2 separate regions of the Homo sapiens genome follow, and region 1 is linked to region 2. Evidence: chromatin loops called from intact Hi-C (ENCODE). Cell type or tissue: heart right ventricle. All regions are shown on one strand. Links, peaks and the distances in the headings refer to the core of each region. The heading gives the core; the rest is flanking DNA. Region 1 has its middle 24 kb from the start of MVB12B. Region 2 overlaps MVB12B (multivesicular body subunit 12B).

Region 1 (9,606 bases), core at 4,026-6,525, 180 kb after region 2:
GGCCCAGACAGGGACAGATCCTGTTCGCACAGGTCCCAGTCTCCCTGACCTATAACATCCTGGATTGCAGGCCAACTTACAGACATGGTCAAGTCCACACAGAACCCTGTCGAGGTCTCATAAGCAAAGGCAGCCGAGACCCAGGAGTCCCAGCTCCAAAAATTCACAAGGACAGAGTTCTTTATGGTCAGACGCTCAGACAGACAGACAGACAGACACACAGACTCTGACACAGAAGCACAGATGTGCAATCACACAGTCACAGGGGCCCAGGAATGGCCAAGCATTCACAGACATTGTTGTGGGCCAAACTGTGTCTTTCTCAAAATTCATGTGTTGAAGTCCTAACCCCCACCCACTACCTCAGAATGTGCTGTGTTTGGAGGGAGGGCCTTTAAAGAGGTAATGAAGGTTGAAATGAGGTCACTGGGGTGAGGTCCCTAATCCAGTAGGACTGGTGTCCCTAGGAGAAGAGGAGATCTGGACGCAGACACACACAGAGGGAAGAACGTGAAGACACAGGGAGAAGACAGCCATCTCCACGCCGAGTGAGGCCTTAGGAAAAACCAACCCTGCTGGCAACTTGACTTGGACTTCCAGCCTCCAGAACTCTGAGGAGATAAATTCCTGTTGTGTAAGCCACAGTCTGCGGTCCTTTGTCATGGCAGCCCTGGCAAATGAATTCAGACATGGAGGCCAAGAGACCCTCAATGTCCCCCAGTGTCACCCCAGACCCACTATCGCCTTCACAGCCTTGCACAGAGCCCTGGAGGCAGCATGGACCCCTGCAGACATGAAGCCCAGGGCCACATTTCCCACAGCCCCTTCCTCAGCCTGAGTTTGGCCCAATTTCCTGGTGGCACCAAGATACAAGAGGAGATGGCACCTGGGGGCTTCCTCCACTGGGCAGTGGAATTGTGGAAAATGCTGTGATAATAGCTCACACAGCTGAGTTCCATTTGGAGATCTCAAGGGCTGTGCAAACACTTTGCAGGTATTCACTCATCCAGCCTTCTCAACAACCCTTGGAAGTAGGTACTGTTACCGAAATCCCCATTCAAGAGATGGCAAAATAGAGGCCAGAGAGGTCAAGTAACTTGCCTGAGATCACACAGCCAGCAAAAGCTGAGCTGGGACTTGAATCAAGGCAGCCTGGCTCAAGCCTAGCTCTAAACCATGGGACAATTTGCTACCAGAATCAGAGATAGAGCCAGATTACAGAAGAGTTCAAATCCCCAGTCAAGAAGAAAGCAAGTCGAAACGCTTTCCCAGCCTGGGCGCGGTGGCTTACCCATGTAATCCCAGCACTTTGGGAGGCTGAGGGGGCTTATCACTTGAGGTTAGCAGTTCGAGACCAGACTGGCCAACATGGTGATACCCCATCTCTACTAAAAATACAAAAATTAGCTGAGCATGATGGTGGGCACCTGTAATCCCAGCTACTCAGGAGGCTGAGGCAGGAGAATCACTTGAACCTGGGAGACAGAGGTTGCAGTGAGCCGAAATTGTGCCACTGCACTCCAGCCTGGGTAATAGAGCGAGATTCCATTTAAAAAAAAAATGCCTTGGGGCTGGCAACATAATTTGCAGGGCCCAGTTCCAAAATGAAAATGAGTCCCCTGTTCAAAAAGCAGGAGAAAAGTGCCACCAAAAAAATATTAAAATAAAAAGTTTTCTCCTTTCCTCAGTGGTCTCTCTCTTGACTTATAATGGTTTCAGTTTGCTATGTAATGTCACTCTAAGTAAAAATAAAAAACACATAATTTCAAATTATTAGTACAAGTTTTACTCTGTATTTTACAAAGTCAGTTTTAAATGCAAACATTAGAGCATTTAACTCATGTGCAGAATCACCTAAGTTATACGCATATTTCTTTTTTTTTTTTTTTTGAGATGGAGTTTCGCTCTTGTTGCCCAGGCTGGAGTTCAATGGCAAGATCTCTGCTCAATGCAACCTCCGACTCCCGTGTTCAAGCAATTCTCCCGCCTCGGCCTCCCGAGTAGCTGGGATTACAGGCGCCCGCCACCAATACACGTATTTCATAGCTCACATAGACATATGCATTTTGTCCTCATCAGAACGTAGAAATACTGCACAACACTCACTCCCTGCTTTTATTCCACTTCTAGATATATTCACACTCTCCTAACACTGTCTACCTCCAGCTTATAGATGAGTACGGAAGGTCTGAAAGGAAAAGGAACGACGGTTGTGCTATCTGTTCCTTTGCTCCCATCGTGGTTTTTGGCTAAGTGGTTGGCTAATGCGGGGAAGTATCATGGATAGGAAAGGATATGCTAGGGTTGCTTGGTAGTTCACGTTTCTCAGAACACCTCCTTTCTGTTTGAAGCAAGTTCTGGTTTGCAGAGGGAGTGTGGCCTCTTGGGGCTTTCAGCATCCCACTTAGCCGCAGAAGTAACACGCTTGCCTTCTGATTGCTTTGACAGTCATTGGACTCCCACTCATTGTGGGTCCACTGGAATTCCGTGCTCATGGGCATGGAAACCACTGAGAACGGGGAACAGGGATGTGCATTTTGCATGTTATCTACTCTGTTCACAGCATGCTCCATTGCCCCTATTATCTTTACTTACAGAACACAGTTCAAAGATAAAATTGCTAAGAATTTCAAAACAGCCACAGCAGAGCATTAAACCAAGCTCAGGGCCTGCTGGAGCTTGGGTATGACTTCACAGGTACCTACTCATGAACCTGGCCCTGCCCACCCTGGCCACATTCCTGCCCTCAAGATAGCCTTGGCATGCAGCTTCCCCTCCCCTGGACTGCTTCTGGTTCCATGGCCCAGCCGCTCCCTCTCAGAAAATGGGGGCTCACCCAGGGCTCCCTCCTCTGCCAAGCGCTTCTCCCACCTGTCTTAGCTCCTCTGCCCTGTGTCAGAGACTGGGCAGTGTCTGGAAGTCCATCCCTTCAGCTGACCTAATTTCCGGATGCTGGGAGCTACAAGGACACATCTTGAGGAGAGCTGAGTGTTTCTTCGTCTTCTTCCTATGCCCCAGACTTGCCTAAGTGATCCTTTCGCATCAAGTACCACAGCAGGACCCTGTTATCACCTCCAAACCAGGTTCACCCCTTCACTGCTGCCCCATCACCAATTCCTGAGGCATGGATTTCGTCACATCAGTGCCCTACTCAGAACTTTTTCCAAGTTTCCTGTTGCTTCTGAGTGGAATTTGCATTCCCCAGCCCTGTGTAGCAAAAGGTGAACATTCCTCCTGGAGAAAGTAGTCTTCGGGGCATACAAATAGGGTGGGCATTTCATTTGGACGTGGGGATTGGGGAAGGATTTCCTTTTTGCTACACTACCAAGACAGTGAGATGGGGACAGAGGGTGGGTCTAGGCTTAGAGGATGGTCAGAGTTGGAAACCCCTCCTAAACTGACAGCTTGAGGGTGCCTTGGGGAAAATGGCTTGGTGCAGGGAGGTTGGGGGAGAGGCTGTTGGGAGTAGAGTGACTCCCAAACCAATGTGGGGTGCCCTTGCCTGGCACAGTAGGACCAGATATCCACACCAAGGTTTGTAGTGGGAGAAAGGAAGGCATTTACTTGCAGGGTGCCAAGCAAGGAGAATTGGGCAGTTTACGTTTAAGACCTGAATTTTTAGATGGCTTATAGGTGATAGGTCCCTGTGCCATTTTATTGTGAGAAGCCAGGCTGGGATATGTCCTAAAACAACTGTGTAAATAGAAGCTGGAGCCACCAGGGCTGAGTGTAGCAGAGACTGCTATACGATCATCAAGCCATTTTCCTCTTCCTAGCACCCAGCTAGACTACATTTCCCAGCCTCCTTCGCAGTTAGGTGAAACCATTTGACTCAGTTCTGGCAAATAGAATGTGAGGTATGGTTACTTCTAGGCCTGAAAGGCAAAGCGCCATGAGATGACAGAACCATAACATGGAAGGGGCCTGGGCCCCTAAGTGACTGTGTGGAACAGAGCCTCCACCCAACTGTGCATTAACTTGTGAAGTGAGTGAGACAAAAACTTGTGTTAAAGCACTGAGATGTTGGTGTTGTTATTTACAGCAGTTAGGTTGTCCTGACTAACCCACTGTTTCTCCCTCCATGTGCCCTGAAAAATGACTGTCCCCCATCAGTGGTGGGATGTGTGTGCTCCTAGCTCTGCACTGTCTTTCTGTCAGTGGGAGGGGGTTCACCGAGCTGCCAGACAGCCTGTTTTTCTCTTTATGAATAATTAATTTTCAATTATACAAGCAGTTCATAAATACTTTCTCCTTTTTGTCTTCTGTAAAAAATACAAAAATATTGATAAAGCTCAAGTCCCTTTTAATTCTTTCCTGCCACTCTCTCAACCATAACCACCACCACCACCACCACCACCACACAAAGTCCTTTCCCGAAGTCTCAGAGATTGCTACTCGTATTTCCTTTTGAATCATTGTTTCAAGTATTTTTTATGCATCCATACTCATATAAAATTTTAAAAACTTACTTTGGGTGTTTCTGTTTTTCTCGTCCTCTTTGTCTCTACATAAAAGGTACTACTCTAAGTATTTGACTCTTGCTTTATTTGCCCAACAATATCTCTCCAGGTGATGTCATAGATTTACCCCATTCTTTTAAATGGTTGCATAATACTTCATAGTAGGGCCATGCTATGGTTTATTGAGCAAATTCCCTGTTGATAGACATTTGGGCTGTCTCCAGTTTTTTATTCTTATGGAAAGTACTTCAGTAAAAACCCTCACAGAGGTCTCCTTGTGTACATGTGCAAACATTATCTCCAGAGGAGATACTGGCAAGTGGATTTCTTGTTCTTCAAAGTGGTGATACGAATTTCCATTGTGACCAGCAGGATCCAAGAGTCCCGAATTCCACACACTCTCACTAACATTTCATATCAAGCTTTAATGCTTTAATTTCTTTTTTCCAATCTGATGAGTGAAATATAGTTCAAAGTCACTTAATGTTTTATTTCCTTGATTACTAGTGAAATTGAACATTCTTCAAGTTTATTGGCCATTTGAATTTCCTTTTCTATAAATCGACTGTTTTTTATCATTTGCTGAGTGTTCTATTGGGCCATTTGTCTTTTTCTTATTGATTTGCTAGAATTCTTTATATATTCTGGATGCTAATCCCTTATCTGTTATATAAATTGCAAATATTTTCTCCCAGGTTATAGCTTGTTTTTAGCTTGTTTATGGTGTCTGCGGTCATTTAGGTCATTTAGAAGTGTTACATTTTAGCGTGGGGAGGTCTATCAATTGTTTCTTTTATGCTGCTTGTTTTGGGCGGGTCTGTTTTCAGCTGTGACACTGAAAGGCAGAGAAGCCAGCAGCCAGGAACACAGGCCCTCCCTCTGGTGGACAGATTGGATTTTCTGCTCCTCTCTGTGAGATAGCAGTAACCTCAACTGACTCCTGTTGGGGATCTCAGATTTAACTTGGTGTGAGAGGGTAAGAAAGATACTCTTTCTTCTGATAGGGAAATTAACATTGGAATTGTAAAGGTGATTTTATTTGTACCCTTTACAAAATAAGTTCAGCCAAACATATGGCTTCTATTGCAAGTCCTTGATAATCTGGCCTCTGTTTCTCGCTTTATTTTTATTTTCTAGAGAGGAGGCCTGTCTCTGTTGCCCAGGCTGGAGTGCAATGGTGTGATCATAGCTCACTGTGGCCTTGAATTCCTGGACTCAAGTGATCCTCCCACCTCAGCCTCCTCAGTACCTGGGACTATAGGTGCATGCCACCTCTCCTAGCTAATTTATATATATATATATATATAATATATATATATATATATATTTTTTTTTTGTAGAGACAGAGTGTTACTTTGTTGCCTAAGCTGGTCTCGAACTTCTGGCCTCAAGCAGTCAGCGCACTTCAGCCTCCCAAAGTGCTGGGATTACAAGCATGAGCCACCATACCCAGCCTCAGTTTCTCACTTTTATTGTTAACTACTCCCCTCCATGTAGGCTTCACTCTAGTTCCATTTAATTATTTACCAAACCAAACTCATACTTTATGTGTGTCTCCAGGAATTTTAATATGATTATCTGGCTTTCGAGAGATAGGAAAAAAGTCGTGATGACACCTATTTTGAGCCAGGCTCTGTGTTGAGTGATTGGGTCAGTCAGGATAAGCCAAGCTATGTTGCAGTAACAAAATCCCAGGATCTTACAGTGTCTATTTCTCACTCATGCTACTGTCCAGGTCAAGTTGGCTAGGGTTTGGCAATTCACTTTTTTTCTTCCAGAATCCAGGCCGCTGGAGCATTCTCTGTCTGGACCATTGCTGGTTGTGTTTGTTGTTTTAGTAGGAAAGAAAATGTGAAAATGTGGCCAAATACAAATTGACTCTAGCAGTTTCTGCTTAGAGTGACATGTCACTTCTACTCACATTTTGTTGGTCAAAGTGAGTTACGTGGCGAAGACTGACTTCAATGGGCTAGGGCATTAGTGGCCAAAAAAAATCTGGATTGGCCCTGTTCTTCTGGTCACCACATGTTCAATTCCCTCTACCTCCTACATGTAGAACATGTTCACCTCCAGGCAAGCAATCCAAAGTTCCATCCAGCCACTAGTTCAGGCTGAAGCCCAAAGTCCAGGATCTTGTGTGATCTTGTGATCAAGTTGAAACTCATTAGGGAGAGGAAATAACTGGCTCATTTTGGTTCAGAGATCTATGAACCAAAAAGACCGGCTACCTCCCACCCACAGACTCAATATGCTGTGGTGAAATGGAACAGGGCAATCTCAGTTAAACACTTCTATTCGAAGGGACCAGAATGGGAGACACATGGCAGTCAGAGCACTGGAGAAATTCTGAAATCAGGCTGGACCCACATTTCAAAGGGTTCCTTCACTGGGCACGGGGAATGTTCCTTGATCAGGTCCTGATTCTGTCTCCCGGGAGGAATGCCCTAGTCTTGCATTCTCCAGGGCTCTTGGATCCTGAGGGATCCTTCCTCTTCTAATGTTGAACTCTATGGGACAGCTTTTGTGAACCAAAATGGTTGAATATTGGCAATTTTCATAGTCTCCACCTATCCTTTCTCCATGTTGGAGAATATATTCAGTTTGCGGGTTAGGCATATTTCTCAGCCTGTTTTCTTTTCTTTTTTTTTGAGACGGAGTCTCACTCTGTTGCCCAGGCTAGAGTGCAGTGGCGCAATCTCAGCTCACTGCAACCTCTGCCTCCTGGGTTCAAGCGATTCTACTGCCTCAGCCTCCTGAGTAGCTGGGACTACAGGCACGCACCACCACGCCCAGCTAATTTTTTATTTTTAGTAGAGACAGGGTTTCACCATGTTGGCCAGGCTGGTCTCGAACCCCTGACCTCAGGTGATCCACCTGCCTCGGCCTCCCAAAGTTCTGGGATTACAGGCATGAGCCACCACGCCCGGCCTCTCAGCCTGTTTTCTATCCACAAAAGATTAGAGGCCCTGGAGTAGTGCCAAGTCTTAAGCAATCACAATATCTTTGAAACCAGGCTGGTTGGTCTTGGTGAGGATACCAGTGAATGGTAATATAGTCCACCACATTATTTCATTGAATCCATACAACTTTCTGAGATAATGCTTTTATCATCCCTATGTTACAAACAAGGAAATTGAAGCTCAGAGAGGTTAAGTATTCTGTCCAAGGTCACACAGCTTGTACGCTTGTGAGCGAGAAGTCGAATTTAATTGCACTACTATGCTGCCTCCTCCAACAGAAAAAAATAAGACTTCCATCATAAGGCTTGAGATGGGCTGGACTGGCTCTCTCTGACCCCTGCACTTACTTAATTTCTATTTTGTTGTGCCATGATATTTTCATCATGGAACTTACAGTTTCTGCTCTTCCTGCCAATTCTTCTCATGTCTCTTCAATCAATCACCCATGAGAGGAAATCTCATTGGCCTTAGGTCATAGGTCCCTGACCAGCCACCTATCACTGGCTCTTATCAGGTCAGACACTCTCCCCTGGTCAAATAGCTCAGGCTGAATTTCTGAGATACAAGGCATGGCTTCCGAGGCAGCAGAGAATGATTTTTACTCCTCATCAATACCTTCATATATGTTGTTCCCATTGCCTGGCATTACCAAGCTCCAGCTATATTTACTAGTGATATAGTTTAAAGAACTTTTATTACATGTGCTGTGCTAAGTACATTTGACCTTCACAATAACCATATGATGTAGGAACCATCATTAGTCCCATTTTAAAGATGGGAAGCGGAGGCTCACCGAGACTAAAGGACTCACTCACTGTCTCACATTTTAAGCTTCATGGTTGGGGCTTCTGAATGAAAGCGCTTTACTTATACTATGAGGGCTGATGGTGCCTCTTCCTGGAAGCCTGTCTGGATTCCCCCTTGTAGAGTGCCTTCTCTTTGAGGAATCCTTCTCCTGCTCTTAGGAACTGAGCACATTTTGCTGTGTTCTGTCTGAGGGTTGTGTGGAATTCATCGCTGCGTATTCACTCATTCAGGCGTGCCATCATTCATCACATATTCACTGAGTGCCAGGCCCTGCACAAGGCAGTAGGGATAATTCAGATAGAGTCCCTGTTTTCACGGAGTTTATTGTCCAGTGGGGAAGACAGATATTAAACAGATAATGACACCAATAATTATTTAATTACAATTGTTATAAATGTTATGAAGAAGTCCGGGGGGCTATGAGCATTTCTAAGAGGAGACCTGACTCTGAAGGGTGGTGACCGTGCCTTTGAGAAAGCACCATTTAGGCCGGGTTCTGGAAGGGTAGGTAGGAATTGGCCAAGAAAAGGCTAGGGGATTGGGAGAAAGAAAGAGCGCTTTCAAGGCAGTAGAAACAGCTGGAGCAAGGCCGTGAGGCTAAGAGAACTTGGTGAGCTGAGCCTGGCGCAGTGGGCCCGGAGAGCAGGGGCAGGCGGGGGCCAGCACGCGCTGGCACTGCTGTTTGGATGAATCTCTCTGCTCCCAGCCCTGCCAGAGTTTCCCGGTGGCGGTTGCAGGGGCTGCGGTAAGGGGTTGCAGCGGGCATTCTGTCTCTGCCGAGCCAGCAACTGCGAGCATTGCTATTCTCTGGCCAGACCCCGTGCTCCTGGGTCAGGAGGAGGGAGGCAGCTGAGGATGTGCGCAGCACACTTTTTATATATGTGGGGCCATAATATTTAAGTGTCTTGGCTGTAAGCCTGCGACTGGGTCCCCCGACAGCCAAGCCTTGCTCCGCACGCTCTAACAGCTGTCTGTAAAACCCGTTTATGGAGCCTCCATAAATTTCCCAGCTGCTGCAAACACAGGGCTGGGGACAAAGAGTCGAGGGAGGGAGGTGTGGAAGAGCAGCAGCTTCAGCGTCTCCGCTGGCTGGTCCTCTGGGCCCCAGCTTGCCCCCCACCCACCTGGGGCTGCCTTACCCTAAATTCTTTTATTGAAGCTGATCTTAACGTCGACCCCGTGGGGCCTGGCTGGGCGATCCAGCTCACCACAGATGCAGGCACTTTCAAGATTGCAGCAAAAGGTACAGTAAATCAGAATTAAGTGTCATGATAGTGATTTGAACTGACACTGTTTTCACCTTGTCCATTTACTGGGAAATATATAACAGGAATAGATTGAGCCTGTCATATTGTACCTGAAAAATACAGCTGTTAGGG
Region 2 (2,500 bases), core at 1-2,500:
GGGGGAATCCAGGGTAGGAGCTGGGGGGATTCCAGGTCTTTGGAAATGCCAGGTAAATGAAACAACTGCCCATCAATTATCATTTGAGAAATCGATGTGGAAAAAATGATAACATTGCATTTTAATGAGAGTTTTTATAATTTCATGAAGATTGGAGACTTAAAAAAATGCTGGCTTTTCAACAGACAGCATGAAAAATCAAATACACATGGCAGTTGAGTGAGCTAGAGGCCCATAGAAGCCTGGACTCAGAGGCTCGGAGGGCAGAGGGCGTCCAGTCCATGTGGCTCCTGGTCTGAGTCCCTACTGGGCACATGAGTGTTCTGTGCTCCCCAGAAGGGTCCCTGGCCCAGCCTCCTGGGGCCAAGGCTAAACCTGAGGGCCTTCGACAGAACCCCAGGGCCCGCATGGTCCTGAAGGGCGGCAGCTCAGGGATGGGAGGGGAGCTGGAGCCTCCGCGAAGCCAGCAGGGGTTTCCTGTGAGGCCAGCTCTGGAGTCTGAGGACCCAGACTCAAAACCAGTCTCAGCGCCTCCTGGCGATGCAGCTGCGGGTTAAATCCCTTCCTCATTCCCTCGTCCATTAAAAGCGGCGGCCCCCGTAGTGGGGCTGCGGGGCGCTGCACTGAGAAGAGCAGGGAGCGCAGGGCACCGGGCCTGGCTGGGTATGTGTCCTTGGAGCCCTGGCCGAGGTGGCAGCGCCCGGCAGCAGCACATTCGCGAGGGCGATCTTGGGACGGGGCCACCGAGTCACACGTTCCGCTCGCGGCTGCTCTGCCGGTAGCCACGGAACAGTGTGGTGCTCTCTGTGCTGCCAAAACGAGGGGTGCGAGAGCGGGGCCGCCTGCCTGCGACCCAGCAGAGGTGCAGCTGCTGTGTCATTAGGCTCTAACCACCCCACTAAATTCTCCCAACTGGAGCTGGTGAGCAGGACAGAGCTGCCTCTCCCAGGGAACGGCGGCAGAGGCGCCAGCGTCGCCATGGCAACGCGGCCCCGTGGAGTCGGCTGAAGTTCCTGGAGCTCCGCATGTCACATCACGAGCATTTTTCAAGATTAAGCTGCTTACCAGAAGGGTTCAGAGGAGGCCTATTCTATTTCACGAAAATGGAAACTACAGAGCAGGTCAAATCGCAAGCCGGGTGGTTTTAAGCTGGATCCAAGAAAAACACTAAAGGATTCTTTAGCTGTGCCCAAGCTGGGGCCTTCATGTTTATTAGCTAGTCAAGGCCAACTTCTGCAGAAAGGATCAAAACCAGAAACGGGTTTGCTGAGCCAGCGTGGGGCAAGCCTGCGCAGCTGGGAGGGGGCCACTGCCACCTTGGGGGCTGGCGCCATTGGAGGGCTGACCCTAGCAGTGAGAGGCAGAGACCCCACTGCCATGCAGGGTGGCCGCCCCTCACAGTCTGAAGTTGGCCTTTGGTCCCGGCCAGCTCACTCGGTCCCTCTGATAAAAAGATGGCGTGAGCCTGGCCTGCGTGAGAGTGCTGATGTGGATGGTTGGGTCCATGCTGGACTGGCATGGGCAGGAGACCACAGCTAGAGGCACCACATTTGCATGGCGGCCTCCGTGTCAGAGCGCAGAATGCAGCTATGACAATGGGAAAACGAGGCAGCCTCCTTTCTACAGGAAATTGTCATCCTTAAGTAAGAAAGAACAAAACTTACTAAGTTGGACTTGGGAGACAAAGAACATTCACAACCAGGGAAGCTCAGGTCGGGTTAATCACGTGCGGCATGGCAAAGGCTCAGTGCACCTGAGCTTGTCTGACAGCCTCTTGCTACTTTCCCATCCCCCAGCTGTTGTTTTCTTCATTTCTCAAACACCTACTACATGGGGCACTGGCTGATAGGGCCAGAGATGCACACGACCCACCCCCCAACCTCAGGAGTTCCTGTCACTGGGTTGCAGGGTTCAGCTTCCAGTGGGAGAGAGGACACGCAGGCGGACAAGATTCCGGTAGGGGAAGGGGCGTGAGTACTGCCAGAACAGCCCTGCGTGCTGTGTAAATCAGGATGGAGGGACCTCAGGCTGGGGGGTGGCAGAGGGGAAGGGCGATCATGCATAAAACTTACACTTTCTGGAACACAAGAAAACTTCTCTGAAATCATAAAAGGCACACCATCCATTGCTGCAAAAGAAGAAAAAAAAAGATGGCATTAAAGGTATTGAAGATGGCATTTAGTTGTCCAGCAACTGAAGATGTCGAAACAGAGAATATGAATCCGTCACTGGATGGAGCCAGGTGACATCCAGCACAGATGTGCTGGAGCTATGAAAGAGGACAGGTCCCACCCCTGCTGCCAGGACACACAACCTACTGAGAGAGGCAGGCGCCTCGTCATCCCCTGAGCACCAGGCAGTTGTGTAGACAAGAGCTCTAGGAGCAGAGAGCGGCTGGTCCAGAACCCCTACTCTCCACCCCTGGAGTCTGGTCTCTGATCTGTAACGGGAGAGTCACCAGGGGCTGGCAGCAGGATGAAGGTGACACAGCTGGCAGGGA

The links. Peaks named below come from ENCODE experiments on the same cell type or tissue, not always from the same donor. Only the 100,000 strongest peaks of a DNase experiment are listed, where the experiment ranks them.
Region 1: it touches region 2 in a loop (3-fold over the local background); 85 of 110 quality-filtered maps call a loop at or near these places.

What each region holds. Positions count from the first base shown.
Region 1 is chr9:126,297,928-126,307,533 of GRCh38, reverse strand. No RefSeq gene overlaps it. Among named protein-coding and RNA genes, the nearest start is that of MVB12B, 24 kb to the left of the region's middle. In heart right ventricle, for the core only: a CTCF peak has its summit at 5,350 (motif pointing left); a DNase peak (open chromatin) is centred at 5,323.
Region 2 is chr9:126,480,997-126,483,496 of GRCh38, reverse strand. MVB12B (multivesicular body subunit 12B) reads right to left here. Exons shown (of 10, transcript NM_033446.3): 8 at 2,073-2,128. Among named protein-coding and RNA genes, the nearest start is that of NRON, 72 kb to the right of the region's middle. RefSeq lists a silencer at 833-1,127. In heart right ventricle, for the core only: no CTCF peak of the experiment used is centred there; a DNase peak (open chromatin) is centred at 952.